Regions from separate parts of the Homo sapiens genome. Here all the other regions are linked to region 2. A link is an interaction called in ENCODE POLR2A ChIA-PET data of the cell type or tissue named here. Cell type or tissue: MCF 10A. All regions are shown on one strand. Links, peaks and the distances in the headings refer to the core of each region. The heading gives the core; the rest is flanking DNA. Region 1 overlaps ANAPC2 (anaphase promoting complex subunit 2). Region 2 has its middle 9.4 kb from the start of GRIN1. Region 3 overlaps PNPLA7 (patatin like domain 7, lysophospholipase).

What was found. ChIA-PET counts read pairs that join two places held together with the same protein. Peaks named below come from ENCODE experiments on the same cell type or tissue, not always from the same donor. Only the 100,000 strongest peaks of a DNase experiment are listed, where the experiment ranks them.
Region 1: POLR2A ChIA-PET joins it to region 2 with 6 read pairs; 26 of 35 experiments call an interaction of 5 or more read pairs at or near these places.
Region 3: POLR2A ChIA-PET joins it to region 2 with 5 read pairs; 2 of 35 experiments call an interaction of 5 or more read pairs at or near these places.

What each region holds. Positions count from the first base shown.
Region 1 is chr9:137,178,677-137,185,074 of GRCh38, reverse strand. It overlaps ANAPC2 (anaphase promoting complex subunit 2), which reads left to right. Exons shown (of 13, transcript NM_013366.4): 4 at 1-162; 5 at 1,284-1,403; 6 at 1,833-1,950; 7 at 3,213-3,394; 8 at 4,146-4,287; 9 at 4,548-4,623; 10 at 4,691-4,894. Among named protein-coding and RNA genes, the nearest start is that of ANAPC2, 6.7 kb to the left of the region's middle. In MCF 10A, for the core only: no CTCF peak of the experiment used is centred there; no DNase peak of the experiment used is centred there.
Region 2 is chr9:137,126,142-137,133,391 of GRCh38, reverse strand. No RefSeq gene overlaps it. Among named protein-coding and RNA genes, the nearest start is that of GRIN1, 9.4 kb to the left of the region's middle. RefSeq lists silencers at 3,032-3,541, 3,902-3,981 and an enhancer at 4,972-5,181. In MCF 10A, for the core only: no CTCF peak of the experiment used is centred there; a DNase peak (open chromatin) is centred at 3,601.
Region 3 is chr9:137,531,013-137,538,262 of GRCh38, reverse strand. All of the region lies in intron 8 of PNPLA7 (patatin like domain 7, lysophospholipase), which reads left to right. Among named protein-coding and RNA genes, the nearest start is that of PNPLA7, 16 kb to the left of the region's middle. RefSeq lists an enhancer at 3,321-3,380. In MCF 10A, for the core only: a CTCF peak has its summit at 3,240; a DNase peak (open chromatin) is centred at 3,222.

The DNA of each region.
Region 1 (6,398 bases), core at 2,177-6,176, 51 kb before region 2:
TGGTCGGCTGGCTCGGCAAGGTGTTCCTGCAGGACGGCCCCGCCAGGCCCGCATCTCCCGAGGCCGGCAACACCCTGCGCCGCTGGCGCTGCCACGTGCAAAGGTTCTTCTACCGCATCTACGCCAGCCTGCGCATCGAGGAGCTCTTCAGCATCGTCCGAGGTGGTCCTGCCCCGGCCCTGGGGTCCGCTCTCCCGTCTGGGGAGTCTTCCCAGGGCCTTCCCCGTGTCTCCTCTGTGTCTGCATCTGGGCTCCCTGTGCCTTCACCGTGTCTGCTCTGTGTCTGCGTCTGGGGCTCCCAGGGCCTTTGCCGTGTCTGCTCTGTGTCTGCGTCTGGGCTCCCTGTGTCTGCGTCTTGGGCTCCCTGTGCCTTCGCCGTGTCTGCTCTGTGTCTGCGTCTGGGCTCCCTGTGTCTGCGTCTGGGCTCCCTGTGCCTTCACCGTGTCTGCTCTGTCTGCGTCTGGGGCTCCCAGGGCCTTCGCCGTGTCTGCTCTGTCTGCGTCTGGGCTCCCTGTGTCTGCGTCTGGGGCTCCCAGGGCCTTCGCTGTGTCTGCTCTGTGTCTGCATCTGGGCTCCCTGTGCCTTCGCCGTGTCTGCTCTGTGTCTGCGTCTTGGGCTCCCTGTGCCTTCACCGTGTCTGCTCTGTGTCTGCGTCTGGGCTCCCTGTGTCTGCGTCTGGGCTCCCCGTGCCTTCACCGTGTCTGCTCTTTGTCTGCATCTGGGGCTCCCAGGGCCTTCGTCGTGTCTGCTCTGTGTCTGTGTCTGGGCTCCTTGTGTCTGCGTCTGGGCTCCCTGTGCCTTCGCCGTGTCTGCTCTGTGTCTGCATCTGGGGCTCCCAGGGCCTTCGCCATGTCGGCTCTGTGTCTGCATCTGGGCTCCCTGTGTCCACGTCTGGGGCTCCCTGTGCCTTCGCTGTCGCTCTTGCAGGGGGGTGCACCGGGCAGTGCTGGGACTGTCCCCACTGCGGCGTCCCCCGTGCCTGGATCAGGGCAGGTGTGGCAGATGCTGGACAGTGCTTCTGGGTGTCCACTGCTGTGCTGCCTTGGCCTTGGCTCCTGCTGGGGACTGGCCCCTGGGTGTTGCTCTGTCCACCCTGTGGCATTGTGGTCAAATGCATCAGCACGCCAGAGTGTCGGGGGGATGTCTGGTGCCTAGCAGGTGGTCTCATCATCGTCCTGGGGCTGGCAAGCACGTGTCCTTTCCCACACCGCACACACTCTGCACCAGCCTGCACGTGCGCACGCATCCATGTCTGTCCCTGAGGGATGTTCTTCTTCTTGTAGACTTCCCAGACTCCCGGCCAGCCATCGAGGACCTCAAGTACTGCCTGGAGAGGACGGACCAGAGGCAGCAGCTGCTCGTGTCCCTCAAGGCTGCCCTGGAGACTCGGCTCCTGCATCCAGGTGCTGTGTGCTGCCCGGCCACCCAGCACTCTGGGCTTAGACACTCACCAGGGGACCCATGTCCAGGGAGCCTGGGGCCTAGTCTGCCAGCCCTGGACTTGTAGGTCTAAGGAAGAAATGGGTTGAGAAGCAATTGGTGAGGTCCTTAGGGGATCTGAGGTGCCCGTCAGCTTGCTTGTTTCTTCTTTGGAGGGAGTCAGGACTGACCGGTAGGTCTGAGGTGATGAGACTTAGTTCTCTCAGAACAGACCTCCCTGCAGGGCGGGACCTGTGAACAGGTAGAGGTGGGGATGGGGGGACAAGGGAACGAGGCTGCAGTGGGGACCTGTAGACCACCTACCGGCATGGCCAGCTGTCTACTCGGGTGTTGCCCCTGGGAGGCTGTGGTCCCGGGCACTGCATGACTGCTGGCTTCTGCCCTGGCTGTAGGCGTCAACACGTGTGACATCATCACCCTCTATATCTCTGCCATCAAGGCGCTGCGCGTGCTGGACCCTTCCATGGTCATCCTGGAGGTGGCCTGTGAGCCTATCCGCCGCTACCTGAGGTGAGGGCTGCAGCTGGCCCAGGAGCCACTGGGACCCTGGGCATCCTGCTGAGCTCCTCGTGGTCCTGGGGGGCAGCCGGAGGGTGTGTTCGGCCGTCAGGACACAAGGTCTCCCCCGGCTGGGCTGAGTGCACGGGATCAGGCCCGAGGCTCTTTCCTTTCCTCTTGCCCGTGCCGGGCACCTGTCCTTGTCACACGGTGTCACCGTGCCCTCTGTGTGCAGCTGCCAGAGGCCCACCACAGCCCTTCCTCAGCCTCCCCATCTCCAGCACAGAGAGAAGCTCTTCCACTTGGCCTCGCCTTGGTGCTGACCAGTCCCCAAGGCCGACCAGGCAAGGGGAGTGGGCTCTGCTGTCCTGGCCTTTCCCACGGCAAGGAACAGACACTCCTGGGGCTGTTCGGTGGAGAATGTGTTGGGATGAGGACCTTGACATGGCTGCCTGGGAATTCCTCAGGGGTCGCAGAGGCCCTGGCCCGGGGCTGGCAGGCACAGTGGCCCCCAGGAGCCGAGCAGCAGGAGCCGGTGGAGTCTGGCCCCTACCTGGACTCCTTTGGTGCTTTGTGGCTGTAACTGGCCTGGCTTCTGAGCCAGTTCTTTGTTTTTTCTTTTTTTTTTGAGATGGAGTCTCACTCTTTCGCCCAGGCTGGAGTGCAGTGGCACGATCTCTGCTCACTGCAAGCTCCGCCTCCCGGGTTCACGCCATTCTCCTGCCTCAGCCTCCCGAGTAACTGAGACTACAGGCCGCCACCAAGCCTGGCTAACTTTTTGTATTTTTAATAGAGATGGGGTTTCACCATGTTAGCCAGGATAGTCTTGATCTCCTGACCTCGTGATCCGCCTGCCTCGGCCTCCTGAAGTGCTGGGATTACAGGCGTGAGCCACCGTGCCCGGCCCTTTTTTCTTTTTCTTTTTCTTTTTTTTGAGGCAGGCTCTCGCTCTGTTGGAGTGCAGTGGCAGAATCCTGTCTCCCTGCAGCCTCGGACACCTGGGCTTAGGTCTTCTGGCTTAGTGTCCCTATGTGCTGGGATTGCAGGTGCGCAGGCCGGCCTTGCGCTCGCAGCTCCTGCTGCTCCCAAGTAACGTTGGGTTTATTTGTTTTTAAGGAGTCTGACGGGCCTGTGTTTAGTACATAGCCCATCACCACTGAGTGTAGAGGCAGGGTCGGTGGTGCTGGCCTAGATGGGGCCGGGACTGGAATGAGTGGTGGGAGGTGCGCGCGGGGTGTCCACACTGTGGGCCACAGCAGCACTCACATCGGCAGGACGCGGGAGGACACAGTGCGGCAGATTGTGGCTGGGCTGACGGGGGACTCGGACGGGACAGGGGACCTGGCTGTTGAGCTGTCCAAGACCGACCCGGCGAGCCTGGAGACAGGCCAGGACAGTGAGGATGACTCAGGCGAGCCAGAGGACTGGGTCCCGGACCCTGTGGATGCCGATCCAGGTTAGCTTGCCCCACATGGTCCCTTTCACCAGTGTGGGGGGCGCTTCAGCCAGGCCGTCCGCTCTGGACTCATCCCTTGTCACAGAGCTTGGCTGTGTCAGGTGTCGCTAGTGTCTCAGAGGCTTGAGGGTGTCAAAGGTCAGGGCAGTGCTCCGCCACCTGCCAGCCTGGGCAGGCCGGTGATGGGCTGTTTTCCTCTGTGGCTGGTCACTCTGGCCGTGGGGGATGCCCTGCCTCCCACCGCTTGTGAGCTGTGGGGTGTCCCTGCCCCGCCACTGCACCTGGCAGAGGAGTGAAGATGTGGGTGACCCCTGAGCTCTGTACTGATTTGGGCCTCAAAGTCCCGTTAGGGTGCCAGCTCCTGCTCAGAGCCCATCTGTGCCTGGCCCTCGTCTGCGAGGGCTCTGAGGGCTATGGGGCCCAGGCCTGGCCCCTGCCCTGGCACAGATGGTAAGTCTTCAACACATCTTTAGTCTCTCTCAGAGGAAAACCCCAGGACCTTTGGCTTGTCCCCTAAGCCTGCATGGGAGTCCCGGAAGGTCCCTGTGGGGTGAGAGGGGCTGGGGATTGAAGCTGTTGCTCCAGGACCTGACTCCAGGTCTCCCGGGAGGCTCAGGGCTGCTCCCAGCCTCGAGGGCCTTCAGGAAGAGCCATGCTGGGCTGTGCCGTCTGGCTGGGCGGGATGGGAGGAGGGCGGCCCTGTCCTTGCCCAGGTGCCTGTCAGGTGACACCCCTGCCCCCACCATGCCAGGGAAGTCGAGCTCCAAGCGGCGTTCATCGGACATCATCAGCCTGCTGGTCAGCATCTACGGCAGCAAGGACCTCTTCATCAATGAGTACCGCTCGCTGCTGGCCGACCGCCTGCTGCACCAGTTCAGCTTCAGCCCCGAGCGGTGAGGCCTGTGACGCGCTGGCCATCTCCAGGGGTGCCGGGGCCTTTGCCCAGCCTCTCTCGGGACAGGGCCCTGACGCCGTGCCTGGGGCCTGGTTGGAGCTGTGCTTCCGCCCCCACTCCTGGCTGGGGGTGTGCTAGCCATTGGGGTGCCCACACAGGCTCCCTGCTCTGCCTGGGGGGCACCCCCGTGCCCTGCCACAGGTGCTCCTTGGGGCTGGGGCTCATCACGACCCCCTGCCCAGACACTCGTCTTTCCAGGGAGATCCGCAACGTGGAGCTGCTGAAGCTGCGCTTTGGCGAGGCCCCAATGCACTTCTGTGAAGTCATGCTGAAGGTGGGTCCCAGCCCCGCCCGCTGCCCGGCCGCCCCGCAGGTCCCCCGTGACACCGGCTCCTCCTCAGGACATGGCGGACTCCCGCCGCATCAATGCCAACATCCGGGAGGAGGATGAGAAGCGGCCAGCAGAGGAGCAGCCACCGTTCGGGGTCTACGCTGTCATCCTGTCCAGTGAGTTCTGGCCGCCCTTCAAGGACGAGAAGCTGGAGGTCCCCGAGGATATCAGGGCAGCCCTGGAGGCTTACTGCAAGAAGTATGAGCAGCTCAAGGTACCTCCATGCCAGGCCACCCCATGGGCTCTTGGCACCCCTACCCTGCACTGCGGGGCTCCCAGCAGCCTGGTGCCTGTGGCTGCCCCGTTGTCACCCGAGTGTCTCTGGGTTGGTCCTGTCTCGCAGCCGCCTCTGCAGGAGAGGGAGTGGGCCTGGCCCACGCTCTCTCCGCCTTCCTCCCAGCAACCCCGTGTCCCCTGTGAGCGAGCGTCCGCGCGGCCCACAGGCGCTTGGGTGGGCTGTGCTGGGCCCAGGTCTCCTGAACTGCTTCAGGGGGACCCCTGTGGCCACAGCAGGCCCTGCCCTCTGAGCGTTTCCTCCTCTTTTGCTATCCACCCTCTGCCTCTCAGAACCGGGGCTTGGGGTGCCTTGCGTCACTGCAGGGAGGCAGCTAGGGAGCCAGGGCTGCCCTCTGCCCAGGGCAGCACTCCCAGGCGCACCTGACCCCCAGGACCCCAGCCCTGCCCCCTTCTCCAGGTCTGTTTCCTCGAGAACTGCCTTTGCAGGCTCCAGTGGTACTTGAGGACCGGGGCTATGGGTCTGTGGTGGGAGTAGGAGGGGAGCAGATGTGGGGAGTGGAGGAGTGAGCCCTGGCCTGGAGGTCACTGGCAGATGGGGACAGTGTGCCCAGAGGATGGTATTGGCCACGTTTGGCTCACTTCCCCTGGCAGCACTGCTGAGATCCCAGCAGTCCCAGTACAGGCGTCCAGAGCCTGAGGGATGGAACTAGGCTTGGCGGTTCTTTCCCTGAGCTCATAGTCAGGTGGGAGGTGTCAGCTCGGGGAGGAAGGGTTAGGATGGTCGTCACAGGTGGGAGGTGTCGGCTCGGGGAGGAAGGGGTCGGGATGGTCGTCACAGGCGGGTTCCAGGGCTTTCTGTCTGATGTGTGGGGCCTGTGAGGCCTCCAGTGTGCCCAGCGAGTGCTCAGGACTGGGGGGAGGCGGGCACCCCAGCGGGGGACATGTGAGGAGAGGGTTCTGGGGCACAGCCAGCATCCAGTCTGCAGACCCCAACCCCAGGTACCCCAGGAAGGGGATGGTCCAGCCTCGGCCCAGGCAGGAGGAGCAGCCTCAGGACAGAGCCGCCAGGAGGCCGGCGGGCGGGCGGGGCTGAGTTCAAGGGAGGGTCCACAGCTTCTCCAGGTCTGCTGTGAAGGAGGCTGGACCTAGATGTGTTTTCCTTTTTCTTTTGCAAGTAAGAGGGCCTTGCTGTGTTGACAAACCAAGGGAACTTACTCCTAGGGGAGGGCAGGGCGATGTGTCCACTTTAGAAACCAAGGGGGAAGCTTCCTTCCGGAGACAGACAAGGGGAGGGCCAGGCGGAGGCCCCCAGGGCAGGAGGCCAAGGGGCTGTGGTAGGGCCGGGCTGCTGACCATGGTGGCGAATGCCTGCTGCCTCCCTCCAGGCCTCAGCTTGGCTCTGGAAGAGTCCAGGTGTCCCTTGCAGCTTGTGGAGGGTCTGTGTGGCTTGCACCTGCTCTCGGTGGAAAGGAGCACCCTGG
Region 2 (7,250 bases), core at 1,632-5,631:
TATCTTTCCGGATTCTGTTTGCTAATAATTTGTAGTGAATTTTTACATTGATATTAAAGGAGGATATTGGTGTGTAGTATTTTTGTGATATCTTTCTCTGGCTTTGGTATTAGGTGAATATGGACCTTATAGAATGGGTCGGAATTGGAATTAATTCTATCCGAAATTTTTGGTAGAATTTACTAGTGAAATTGATTAGGCCTGAGCATTTTTCTTTTTCTTGTAGAAAGATTTAAAATTACTAACTCAATTTCTTTATAGCTATATTCAGATTTTTTATTCTTTGGGAGTTGGTTTTGGCTATTTATTTATTTATTTATTTATTTATTTATTTATTTTGAGACAGAGTTTTGCTCTTATCTCCCAGGGCTGGAGTGCAGTGGCCCGATCTCAGCTCACTGCAACCTCCACCGTTCATGCAATTCTCCTGCCTCAGCCTCCCGAGTAGCTGGGATTACAGGTGCCCGCCGCCACGCCCGGCTAATTTTTTTGTATTTTTTTGTAGAGATGGGATTTCGTCATATTGGCCAGGCTGGTGTCGAACTCCTGACCTCAGGTAATCCTGAGGCCCATCTCGGACTCCCAAAGTGCTGGGATTATAGACGTGAGCCACCGTGCCCGGCCAGCAATTTATATGCTTTAAGAAATTTGTCCATTTCATCTAAGCTGCTTGATTTATTGACATAAAGTTGTTCGTAGTATTCTCTAACAATCGTTTTGTATCTGGAAGGGCAGTAGTGATAGCCCCTCTTTTATTCCTAATTTTAGTTTTTTCTTGGCCAGTTTAGCTAAACATTTATCAAATTTGTTGATCTTTTCTAAGAAACAACTTTTTAAGAACTTTCTTTCTTTTTTTTTTTTTTTTTTTTTGAGACGGAGTCTCGCTGTGTCCCCCAGGCTGGAGTGCAGTGGCCGCGATCTCAGCTCACTGCAAGCTCCGCCTCCTGGGTTCACGCCATTCTCCTGCCTCAGCCTCCCGAGTAGCTGGGACTACAGGCGCCCGCCAACACGCCCGGCTAATTTTTTGTATTTTTAGTAGAAACGGGGTTTCACCGTGTTAGCCAAGATGGTCTCGATCTCCTGACCTCGTGATCCGCCCGTCTTGGCCTCCCAAAGTGCTGGGATTACAGGCGTGAGCCACAGCGCCCGGCCAGAACTTTCTATTTCAGGCCGGGTGCGGTGGCTCACGCCTGAAATTCCAGCACTTTGGGAGGCCGAGGCAGGTGGGTCATGAGGTCAGGAGTTAGAGACCAGCCTGGCTAACATTGGTGAAACCCTGTCTCTACAAAAATTAGCTGGGTGTGGTGGCAGGCGCCTGTAATCCCAGCTACTCCGGAGGCTGAGGCAGGAGAATCGCTGAATCCAGGAGGCAGAGGTTGCAGTGAGCCAAGATAGCACCACTGCACCTACAGCCTGAGCGACAGAGAAGACTCTGTCTCGAAAAAAAATAAGTGAATAAATAAAAACTTTCTATTTCATAGATGTTCTGTTGTTTTTCCGCGTTCTAGTTCACTGACTTCCTTTTTTCTTTCTTTTTTTTTTTTTTGAGACAGTCTCACTCTGTCGCCCAGGCTGGAGTGCAATGGTGTATTCTCGGCTCACGGTAACCTCTGCCTCCCAGGCTCAAGCAATTCTCGCGCCTTAGTCTTCCGAATAGCTTGGATTTTGTGTGTGTGTGTGGGGGGGGGGGGCGGGGGGGACACGGTCTCACTCTGTTGCCAAGATTGGAGTGTAGTGGTGCAATCCTAGCTCACTGCAGTCTCCACCTCCCATGCTCAAGGGATCCACTTTCTAAGCCTGTCAAGTACCTGGGACTAGAGGTGTGCATCAACACACCTATTTTTTTTTTTTTTTTTGAGATGGAGTCTCGCTCTATCACCCAGGCTGGAGTGCAGTGGCACGATCTTGGCTCACTGGAACCTCTGCCCTCCAGGTTCAAGCAATTCTCCTGCCTCAGCCTCCCAAGTAGCTGGGGTGCCCGCCACCACACCCAGCTAGATTTTTTTTTTTTTTTTTTGTATTTTTAGTAGAGACGGGGTTTCACTGTATTGGCCAGGCTGGTCTCAAACTCTTGACCTCGTGATCTGCCCGCCTTGGCCTCCCAAAGTGCTGAGATTACTGGCATGAGCCACCGCGCCCGGCCTTTTAATTCATATTTTTTTGTAGCGATGGAGCTTCACCGTGTTGCTCAGGCTAATTTCAAACTCTTGGGCTCATGCAATCCTCCGGGGTCGGCCTCAGTCTCCTCCCAAAGCATTGGGATCGCAGGGGTGAGCCACTGTTCTCGGCCTCACCTCTTCTAACGTTAAGAGTTTGCAGTTATAACTTTCTCTAAGCACTGTATTAGCTGCATCCTATACATTTTCATGTGCATATTTCCATTTTTATTCAGCTCAAAATACGTACTAATTTTTTGTGATTTCTTATTTATTTTTAATCTTATGAGACGGAGGCTCGCTCTGTTGCCCAGGCTGGAGTGCAACGAGGCGATCTCGGCTCACTGCAACCTCTGCCTCCCGGGTTCAAGCGATTCTCCTGCCTCAGCCTCCCGAGTAGCTGGGACTACAGGCAACCGCCACCACACCCAGCTATTTTTTGTATTTTTAGTAGAGACGGAGTTTCACTATATTGGCCAGGCTGGTCTTGAACCCCTGACCTCAAGTGATCCCCCGCCCCCCCTCGACCTCCCAAAGGGCCGGGATTATAGACATTAGACGTCGTTGCCGGGGGAGCCCTCCAAACACCCAGAAATGCCACAGCCAGGACCGTGGGACGCAGCAGAATCGCCCAAGGGGCAGGGGGCAGCCTGGCCAGAAGAAAATGAGGGAGGGGCCGCGCGTGAGGTTCGGCAGGGGAGAACACAGGCCTCCGGCGGCCACGGACGCCGCTTTGCCATTTTGAGCGTTTCTGGGGAGGACAACGCGCGCAGGAAGCGCAGTCATCTCAAGCTGACCTCCAAGGCTACCAGGTTTGAGGGCTGGAGCCGAGTCTGAAAGCCCCGACCCGCCTATGGCGCGGGGACTGTGGGTCCAGCCGGCCGCTTGGCCCCCTCGCTCGGCGCCGGTCCAGGCGCAGCGCTCGGGCCCCGGCGACGGTGAGATGCGGCGCGGCCAGCTTAGCTCGGGGTAGGGGCCACCCCAGCCTCGCCCCAGCCGGCCGGGTCCGCGACCTCGGGAGGGTCCGGTCCTTCCCTCGGCCCCCGCGACGCCGCGCCCGGGTGAGGCCCTGGGCTTCTTGCCGGTGACCACGCGGCCAGGGTGGCCCCCAGCCCAGGACGGCTACCAAGGGCGGCCCAGCCCCATCCCCGCGCCGCGGGTCCCGGAACCGAAGAGCTGGGAGCGGGCGCTCCCTGACAACATGGCGGCGGCGCCCGGGCGCCTCCCCGGGTCCCGGGTGTCTGCGTCTCCCCGCGAGGCCGTGGGCAAAGCCGGTGCCGTCCGACGACAGGAGGCGAAAGGAACCCAGGACCAGACCCGCGGGGCGAACAGTGCTGGAGGACCATGCACCGACCACGCCCGAAGCAGAACCAAGGCCCGCCCTGTTGCCGTGGCGACTGCGCGCGGGGTAGACGCAGGCGCCGCAAGCCGTGAGCTCTCAGTGCAGGCGCATAGGCTGCGGGGTTGAGGCGCATTGCGTGCGCGTGCGCGCTGCTCACACGCGGACGGTTCTGTGCGCCGCAATGGCTGCCCGCGAGTATCGGAGAGGCGGAGCTCTCAGTCTTTTACAGGACCGGGTCTCCTGATGCCGCCGGTGGTTCCTCGAGGCCCCCTTCCACGCATCCGCCGCCGCTGCTTCATCAGGACTTCATTTCGGTGACGCAGAGCTTTGGCGAGAGCTACGGCAACAGCAAGAACTGCCGGCGGCTCTTGTGCTGCAGGGTGAGGACCGCGCCGGGCGGACCGAGGCCCGGGGTCGCTGCGCCCGCCGCCCTCCCAGCCTGCGGCTCCGAGCGGGGCCTGGGCGGGCAGACTCGACTCCCCCCGACGCCGCCCTCTCCACCCTTACCCCGCAAAAAGGGGCAAATCTGCTTTCCGGGCCGGGGCAGCCGTGGTCGGCACGCCTGCAGCGGTCTCAGCGACCCAAATTCTGCGGGGCGGTGGTGGTGGGAGGAAGGGTTGGAGCCCCAGCAGGTTGTCTGGGCTTCGTTTGCTTTTCGGCAAGGTCCTGGCCCAGGCCCCAGTCCCTCTTGGAGCGGAAGCCTCTGGACCTGTTGCTCCTAAGAAAGCAAGCGGCCCCTGACGCGTTGCTGTGGCCTGGTTTGACCCTCGTAGCCAGCCCATGTTCTGTGAGGCATGAAGCGCCACGCAGACACCACGACAAAGTGAGATGAACTAAGACCTCTTCTTGATTCTAAGCAGGGAACGCACAGCTCACCCTGTCACATGCAGCGATCATAAGCTGAGAATTACCCTCTTCCTTCCCACAGCGTCTAATCTTTTTTTATGTTTTTGTGGCAAGGTCTCGCTTAGTCGCCCAGGCTGGAGCGCAGTGGCGATCATGGCCCACTGCGGCCTCGACCTCCTGGGCTCCAGCGTGCGTCTAATCTAGAACCAAATCCTCCTTCCTTAGATCATCCCCCAAATCACCCAACTACAGGTGAAATCCTGTAATAGTTTCCTCCGAACACCCTGTTGCTGAGACACCTCAACGTCTCAACCTGGTGTGTTTGTACGTAGAGTAAAAGACCCAACTTGTTTAACTACAGGCGTGTTTGCAGTGGTCTTTGGCTTAAGGGCGTTATAGACTCTCAGTCGGAGAGTCACTGAGATTCAGTTGAGACTCTCAACTCAGAGCATGCCTTTCTGAGTCCCTTTTGTGTCTGTCTCTGGGAGCACAACCTATTCTTGGCTGGGAAGAAACAGGCATATTCTTTGTTTCATTCTCCTTGAACGCCTACCGTGGCCAGTTGCCGTTTTAGTTCTGACTGCAGAGATGAATAAAACAGATTTGTAGGAGAGGCTGGTGAGAAGCCAGCCACAGACAGGCAGAGGCAGGTGGCACATGTGTACGTCCTGTGTGGAAAAGAGCAGGGCCCTGGGGAAGAACCGTGGCTGGTTCTGAGGGCTCAGCGGAGGCTGCGGCACTGAAGGCAAGATCTGAGGGCTGAGAAGCTGCTGGCACCGGGCAGGGTGGGGAGGGGGCTGACTTGAGCCTGAGCGAAACTGCCTGAGGCAAGGAGGACCTTGGCATATTTGAGACGGTGAAATTCCCAGGGCTGGGAGACGGAGTGGGGGTTGTCTCAGTCCATCCGTGGTCCTACAGGTCCTGGAGGTAAGGAAGCAGACCACCACTTTTCCTGCTGGCCTCCTCTCCCCACCTTGCCTAGTTTATAAGGCAGGAGGAAAGGGAGAAAGCAAACAGTTGGAAAGAAACAGAAGTAAGATAAATAGCCAGACGACCTTGGCGCCACCACCCAGCCCTGGTGGTTAATAATTATAATAATAATATCAGCTCCTGACCTGAACTACTTGTGTTATCTGTAAATTCCAGACGTTGTATGCAGAAGCATTGTAAAACTTTCTGTTCTGTGAGCTGATGCATAGCCCCTAGTCACATTTCCCGCGCTTACTCAATCTACCAGGACCCTTCCATGTGGACCCCTTAGAGTTGTAAGCCCTTAAAAGGGCCGGGAATTTCTTTTTCAGGGAGCTCGGTACTTAAAGACGCAAGTCTGCCGAAGTTCCCGCGGAATGAAGCCACTTCCTTTTTTTTTTTTTTTTTTGAGACGGAGTCTCGCCACTTCCGTCTTTAACCCGTTGTCAGGGGTTTTGTCTGCGGCTCGTCCTGCTACAGAGGTAGCATGGAGGGTTCAGTTGATGTGCGGGAAGATTTTGGCGTGGACTGGAGGTCTGAGATGTTTACTGTGAAACTGCTCTGGCTGGGTGGAGACACTGGAGGGCAGGAGGCCAGGAGAGCTGCCTGGCTGTGGGAAAAGCTGAGTGGGGGAGGAGGGCTCCGCAGGAGTGGGCCTTGGGAAAAGGAGGGCGGGTCCCTGGGTGGAGGGGCCAGCAAAGGCTGTGCAGGCTCTGGCTTGGGGACACTGAGGAGCTCCGTTTTGGATCTGCCCACTGTGAGATGCCTGGGAGGCGCCATGGAGACCTTGGTGGGCAGGTGGTGCCGGGATCAGAGTCTGCCAGGGGAGACAGGTTTTAGGAGTCCCTAGGTATAGATGGTTTTTGTCGTCCGGAAAGGTTGGAAGAAGGGGCCAGGCCTAGTCCTGAGTGCCACCAGACTGAGAAGATTGGGGTCAGGGAGGAGGGCAAGGGCAGCCAGAGAACCAGGAAAACATCTCATCATTGAAGATACGGTTCAGGAAGGAGAATGGCCAAATTCCAGATGCTGTTGAGAAGTAGATTTAAATAGATTGAAAGTAAAAGGATGGACTGGGCACAGTGGCTCATGCCTGTAATCTCAGAACTTGAGGAAGCTGAGGTGGGAGGATCAAGTGAGACAGGAAGTTCAAAAGCAGCCTGGTCAAAATAGTGACATCCCGTCTCTACAAAAAATAAAATAAATTAGGACCTATAGTCCTAGCTACTCAGGCAGCTGAGGCAGGAGGATTGTGGGAGTCGAGGAGTTTGAGGCAGTCATGAACTATGATTGCACCACTGCACTCCAGGCTGGGCAACAGAAAAAGACCCCGTTTCAAAATAAAAAAAAATTATTACATGATATAAGGACATTATATAGTAATAAAAGGGTCAATTCATGAACACATTATAGCAATTATAAAGATGTATGGCCGGGCGCAGTGGCTCACGCCTGTAATCCCAGCACTTTGGGAGGCCCAGGTGGGTGGATCACAAGGTCAGGAGATCGAGACCATCCTGGCTAACACGGTGAAACCCCGTCTCTACTAAAAAATACAAAAAAATTAGCCGGGCGTCGTGGCAGGCACCTGTAGTCCCAGCTACTCGGGAGGCTGAGGCAGGAGAATGGCATGAGCCCGGGAGGCAGAGCTTGCAGTGAGCCGAGATCGCGTCACTGCCCTCCAGCCTGGGCAACAGAGCGAGACTCCGTCTCAAAAAAAAAAAAATAAATAAAGATGTATGTACCAAGAACAGCTCCCCAAAATATATGAAGCAAACATTGGCAGATTTGAAGACAGAAGTAAGTTCTACAATAATAGTTGTAGATGTCACTCAACCTATTTCAGTAATGGAAAACGTATCTAGGTGGCAGATCAACAAGGAAATAGAGGGTCTGGACAGTGCTAAAATCAACTAGAAAGGACGGACACAGAACACTCA
Region 3 (7,250 bases), core at 1,389-5,388, 410 kb before region 2:
TGTGTATCTTCACGTGACGCGTGGCCTGTGCTGGGGAGGCTGCCGGCCTGGGGAGGGAGAAGACACCCACCTCCTTTGAGCAAGGCTGACCTGCCGTTAGAAGGCCGGTGCTCATCTTCGAGGGAGCCCCCAGCGTGGCTTGGGGCAGAGTGGGGTCCCAGCCACCAGATCCACCTCTGTGCACCTCTTTGGAGCCTCTGGTTAGTGTGTCTCTGGAGCTGAGGTGGGCTTCTCAGGGACTCCTGGATGTGTAAGGGGCACCTGTGGGCCTGAGAAAAACTGGGAAAGGACCACAGGAGCTTTGGTCTACGTGGACGTAAACCCGTTCAGCACGGGGCATCTGTATGCGACCTACCTTGGATGATTCGTTTCTCTTTAAGCAAAAAATAGCTTCACTGGGGTAGAGGCTTTCTCCATTATTTCTTTGTTCTTTCTGATCTTGATCTTGTTGTGATATTCAGGTTGGGCCTCACTTATCACAGTGCAGCCATGCCTGTTCCAGGAGAGGGGAGCTGTGCGCTGAGACGGGCCGGGTTCCTCTCAGCTGCTGCGATCCGTCTCATCCGCGTTGGTGTCACAGCCCCTCTCCCTTAGGGGTGGGAATGGATCTTCCCTGAGTGTAGTGGGAGTAAAAAATGGGAGGTGATTGGCTGAGCACGGTGGCTCACGCCTGTAATCCCAGCACTTTGGGAGGCCGAGGTGGGCGGATCACGAGGTCAGGAGATCGAGACCATCCTGGCCAACATGGTGAAACCCATCCCTACTAAAAATACAAAAATTAGCTGGGTGTGGTGGCGGGTGCCTGTTATCCCAGCTACTCGGGAGGCTGAGGCAGGAGAATCCCTTGAACCAGGGATTTGGAGGTTGCAGTGAGCTGAGATTGTGCCACTGCACTCCAGCCTGGTGACAGAGTGACACTCCAACTCTGTCTCAAAAAAAAAAATGGGGGTGATATCTGAGAGAGGTAATTCTGTATTGTGATCAGTTGATCATCTGCCGTGACATCGTTTTTCCTCATCAAACTTTTGTGTTTGTCATTTTAACAAAACTTAAATTCTTGCAAAATAACATGGACAGATTCTAAAAACATACTTAAAGTTTTATCAACAGTGGCCGTCTGTCCCCTCACACTGAAAACGCTTCGGTTCCTTCTGAGCAGCTTTTCTTGCTGTTTCCTAACCCATCCATTCTAGACACACTGACTTCCTGTTGTGGGAGATAAAGTGTGGCTCGGTGGATGGCCCCCATGCTTCCTGTTGTGGGAGATGAAGTGTGGCTCGGTGGATGGCCCCCATGCTTCCTGTCGTGGGAGATGAAGTGTGGCTCGGAGGATGGCCCCCATGCTTCCTGTCGTGGGAGATGAAGTATGGCTCAGAGGATGGCCCCCATGCTTCCTGTCGTGGGAGATGAAGTGTGGCTCGGAGGATGGCCCCCATGCTTCCTGTCGTGGGAGATGAAGTGTGGCTCGGTGGATGGCCCCCATGCTTCCTGTCATGGGAGATGAAGTGTGGCTCCGTAGATTGCCCCCATGCCTCATGCTACGTTCCCATCTGCACCGCTCATGGGCGGTTCTTTCGACTTCATGGATACTATTCACAGCTGAGCTATGTAGTGTACTATAGTTAAATTTCCTTTCTTGCAACTTTCTCTTTTTCTTGGAATTAACAGTTGTGTTATTTTTGGCTACTTGGTGATTTTTCTGTGCACCTGTTACAGATTCACGACCTGAACCAGCGGCTTATTTTTGGCCTCTTGGTGATTTTTATATGCACCCATTACAGATTCACGCCTGAACCAGCGGCTCCGTGAATGCTTTTTTGCTCTGGGAAGCGCCCCTGCTAGGAGCCCCCATCCTCTTGCCCAGTCGGACCCTCCCCAGGCCTGCTGTCCAGACGCCATCCCAGGACCACCCACCCTTCCTTCCCCTACACAGGGCTCTTGCTGCTGCTTTCTCGGCCGGCGTGTTTTGGTGGAGCAAATCCTCCATTCACTTCCTGAGACAGGATGCCAGGGAGGTGTATGTTTGGAAACCTTAGAAATCTAGAATTGTCTTTATTCTACACCACCTTTGTCTTTTTGTTGTACTTTTTCTTTTCTTTTTTTTTTTTTTGTGATGGAGTCTTGGTCTGTCGCCCAGGCTGGAGTGCAGTGGCGCGATCTCAGCTCACTGCAAGCTCCGCCTCCTGGGTTCACGCCATTCTCCTGCCTCAGCCTCCTGAGTAGCTGGGACTACAGGCGCCCACTGCCACGCCCGGCTAATTTTTTGTATTTTTTAGTAGAGACGGGGTTTCACCATGTTAGCCAGGATGGTCTCGATCTCCTGACCTCGTGATCTGCCCGCCTCGGCCTCCCAAAGTGGTGGGATTACAGGCATGAGCCACCATGCCCAGCCTTTTTGTTATACTTTCTAGATTTTTTCAACTTTATTTTCCAAATCTTCCATTGAATTTTTAATTTCTGTCATATTTTTCATTTCAAGAGGTTTTTTCTGTTAATTTTTTTTTTTTTTTGAGACGGGGTCTTGCCCTGTCACCCAGGCTGGAGTGCAATGGCGTGATCTCAGCTCACTGCAACTCCTGCCTCCCGTGTTCAAACGATTCTCCTGCCTCAGCCTCCCGAGTAGCTGGGATTACAGGTGCCCACCACCATGCCCAGCTAATTTTTGTATTTTTAGTAGGGACGGGGTTTCACCATGTTGGTCAGGCTGGTCTCAAACTCCTGACCTTGTGATCCGCCTGCCTCGGCCTCCCAAAGTGCTGGGATTACAGGTGTGAGCCACTGCGCCTGGCCCTGAATGTTCTTTTTAAAAAAGTATCTTTGTTCTTATGTTTTAATTTTTAAAAATTATCTTGTTCTTACTTCATGGATAAAGTAAGATGGGTTTTCTTTTGCTCCCTGAGTTGTTTCTGACCTGAGTTTTTCTTCTCTGTTTATTTTGGCTTCTGTCTTTCTGATCAGGGGCTTTTCTGCCTCCAGCAGTCACTTTATGTGTGAATGAAGTTCTTATTGAACACAAGTGTGCAAACCAGCATAGCTGCATCTCACAGAAATAATGTGGAGCCCAAGAGGCCAGCAACAAAAAGCACACACTGTGTAATTTCACTCACCTGAGGCTCAGCTACCAGCTGTACTGACACTTGAGGACAGAGGCTGGCCAGCCAGCTTTCTCTGTAAAAGGCCAGAGTGTAAATATTTCAGCTTTATGGGCCACGTGGTCTCTCTTGCAGCTACTCAATGTGGCCATCTAGTGTTCCAAAAAAAACTTCCTTTACAAAAAACGTGCGGTTGGAGGGACTTGGTGTTGGTGTTTGGCCCTGCTGGGGTTAAGGTCTCATTAGTGGTTGCCTGTTAGAACGCGCGGTTCGAGGGACTTGGTCCTGGTGTTTGGCCCTGCTGGGGTTAAGGTCTCATTAGTGGTTGCCTGTTAGGGGTTTAGGTTGGGTATCGACCCGGGGAGGCGTAAGGTAATCTAGATTACTGGAAATGTTCTACATATTGATTTCGGTGGGAGTTACATGGGTTAACTACAAAACGAAAACAGCGTGATCCACCTGAAAGCTGCATATAGGCTGCGTGTGCATGGGGTCAGGGCTCGTTAACAGGGGACACTCCCTGCAGGAGGACTGAGCAGGACGCTGGCTCTTTCCTTCATGGTTTGGGAGTCTACAGGTCAGGGTCTGTAGGTCTTTTTTTTAGGGCAGCTTCTCAGAAAGGAATCTGCGTATGTTCTGCTGTGGTGGCACTGGGTTGGAGGAGGGGGAGGAGTCTGGGAGTGCTCCCATCTGGAGTGGACACTGTTGGGGAGGAGTCTGGGAGTGCTCCTGTCTGAGTCTGGGAGTGCTCCCATCTGGAGTGGACACTGTTGGGGAGGAGCCTGGAAGTGCACCCATCTGGAGTGGACACTCACTGAGGAGCCTGGGAGTGCTCCCGCCTGGAGTAGACACTGTTGGGGAGGAGCCTGGGAGTGCCCCCGTCTGGAGTGGACACTCACTGAGGAGCCTGGGAGTGCTCCCGCCTGGAGTGGACAGTGTTGGGGAGTAGTCTGGGGGTGCTCCCATCTGGAGTGGACAGTTGGGGAGGAGTCTGGGGGTGCTCCCGTCTGGAGTGGACACTGTTGTGGAGGATTCTGGGAGTCCTCCCGCCTGGAGTGGACACTGTTGTGGAGGATTCTGGGAGTCCTCCCGCCTGGAGTGGACACTGTTGGGGAGGAGTCTGGGGGTGCTCCCATCTGGAGTAGACACTGTTGTGGAGGATTCTGGGAGTCCTCCCACCTGGAGTATACACTGTTGTGGAGGATTCTGGGAGTCCTCCCGCCTGGAGTGGACACTGTTGGGGAGGATTCTGGGAGTGCTCCTGTCTGGAGGGGACACTCACTGAGGAGTCTGGGAGTGCTCCTGTCTGGAGTGGACGCTGTTGGGGAGGAGTCTGGGGGTGCTCCTGTCTGGAGTGGACACTGTTGGGGAGGAGTCTGGGAGTGCCCCCGTCTAGAGTGTACACTGTTGTGGAGGATTCTGGGAGCCCTCCTGCCTGGAGTGGACACTGTTGGGGAGGAGTCTGGGAGTGCTCCCATCTGGAGTGGACACTCAGGAGTCTGGGAGTGCTCCCATCTGGAGTGGACACTTGGGGAGGAGTCTGGGGATGCTCCTGTCTGGAGTGGACACTGTTGTGGAGGATTCTGGGAGTCCTCCCGCCTGGAGTGGACATTGTTGGGGAGGATTCTGGGGGTGCTCCCGTCTGGAGTGGACACTTGTGGAGGATTCTGGGAGTCCTCCCGCCTGGAGTGTACACTGTTGTGGAGAATTCTGGGAGTCCTCCCGCCTGGAGTGGACACTGTTGGGGAGGAGTCTGGGGGTGCTCCCGTCTGGAGTGGACATTCACTGAGGAGTCTGGGAGTGCTCCCATCTGGAGTGGACACTTGGGGAGGAGTCTGGGGGTGCTCCTGTCTGGAGTGGACACTGTTGTTGAGGATTCTGGGAGTCCTCCCGCCTGGAGTGGACACTGTTGGGGAGGAGTCTGGGAGTCCTCCCGCCTGGAGTGGACACTGTTGGGGAGGACTCTGGGAGTGCCCCCGTCTAGAGTGTACACTGTTGTGGAGAATTCTGGGAGTCCTCCCGCCTGGAGTGGACACTGTTGGGGAGGAGTCTAGGGGTGCTCCCGTCTGGAGTGGACACTCACTGAGGAGTCTGAGAGTGCTCCCATCTGGAGTGGACACTCACTGAGGAGTCTGAGAGTGCTCCCATCTGGAGTGGACACTTGGGGAGGAGTCTGGGGGTGCTCCCGTCTGGAGTGGACACTGTTGTTGAGGATTCTGGGAGTGTTCCCGTCTGGAGTGGACACTCACTGAGGAGTCTGGGAGTGCTCCCGTCTGGAGTGGACACTGTTCTTGGATTCGTAGCCACACCTGATGTCCTTGGGCTCTTACCTGCTTGCTTCACCTTCTCCAGAGAGTTCCTGGTAGTCCTCTGGCCACGGGGAAAAGCCATTTCCAGCCTGTTGGGGTCAGGAAAGTGACTTGGGGTTAGCCTGCCCCTCTTCCCGTCTCACCTGCATGTTAGCCTCGTTCTGGCTCTGCAGTGAGGACCAGTCCTCTCTGTCCAGGTTCTGCACCTCTAAAACCAAGTGTCAGCTTTCCTTAGAGGGCTCCACCAGCCATGACCCTGTCACTTGCTTTCATCAGCCGCTAAAATTTCAGTGACATTTTTTATCTACTCTTAGCTTTTGTCTTTATCCTTGGAGGTTTGTATCTTTTTAAGAGAGCAGAGATAAGCATGTATATTCCACAAGGGGACAAAGATAAGCATTTACCTTCAACTTACCTTTCTTTTTTGGAGACAGTCTCACTCTGTCACCCAGGCTGGAGTGCAGTGGCGTGATCTTGGCTCACTGCAACCTCCATTTCCTGGGTTCAAGTGAGTCTTGTGCTTCAGCCTCCCGAGTAGCTGGGACTACAGGTATACACCAGCATGCCCGTGTAATATTTGTATTTTTAGTAGAAACAAGGTTTCACCATGTTGGCCAGGCTGGTCTTCAACTCCTGACCTCAAGCGATCTGCCCTCCTGGGCCTCCCAAAGTGCTGGGATTATAGGTGTGAACCACCGTGCCTGGCCCAACCCACCATTTTTAATGGGAGATAGTCTTTATTATTTTAATTTTTATAAAGTTGTTACAAAATACCGCAGATACGCAAAAAAGCGTGATGTTGCTGGGAATGGCGGTTGGCACCTATAGTCCTGGCTGTTCGGGAGAGGAAAGGAGATTGCTGAGCCTCGTAGTTCTAGGCCAGCCCAGACAACATAGCAGGACCCTGTCTCTAAAACAAGTAGGCATGACACAGCAAACAGGCATCTTAACTCGAACCCAGGTTATATAGTTTTAACCCTGGTTAGCTAGAACACAGGTTAGATGCACACTGCCGGCTCTGTTCACATTACCCACGTGTGCTCTCATTTCACCTTCTCTTTTCTTCAGAGATAGCTACTTTTCTGAATTTTCTTTGGTACTTATACAATATGTAGTATAATTTTGCTTGACTCTAAATCTCATAAATGGCATCACACCAGGATTCCTCACCTTTCCTAATTTGAGCAACATTATGAACGTGAGATTCATTGGCGTGAGTGGGTGTCGTTCTAGTTCAGTCGTTGACACCACCGTTGATTTCTCCGTGGCTGAGTGACAGCTGGGTTGGGTGTGATTGCTGGCTGCTACATACAGCACTGCCGAGATCTGAAGATGTGCAAGTGTGGGGAGCCCTCGGGGACCCCTGCCTGCCAGAGGAGCTGCGTGTCCACCTGGGCTTCCCAGCATCCAGCCTCTCCCTGTGGTTTTCACAGCTTCCTGATCTGGGGTGAGGTTATGAAGGCATGGTTTTTTGAAGTAAACAAGTGGATTTGAAATAAAACACACAAAAGCCATTTTTAGCAACAGCTGCTAAGTTGTTATTCTTTTTCCCCACCCGCCCCCAAACACACGCACGTGCTTTTCTCCCTGATTCCAGAGTGGAGATGAGACTTGCCCAGCTGATGCGGTTGGTGGGGGTGTCTCTCCCTTGAGTCTGGAGCAGGCCGTGATTTCAGTCGCTGGACCCCGGCTGTTGGGGCTGGCAGATGACTCCTCTCAACCGTTCTGTGCTTGTGTTTCTTGTGGTGTGGTGTAGCTCTCTTAGGGAGGAACTTGCTCTACATAAAGGTTTTGAAAGGAACGGAACAAAATTCCAAGTGGAAGAAAAATTGCTGAGTCTCAGAGATCG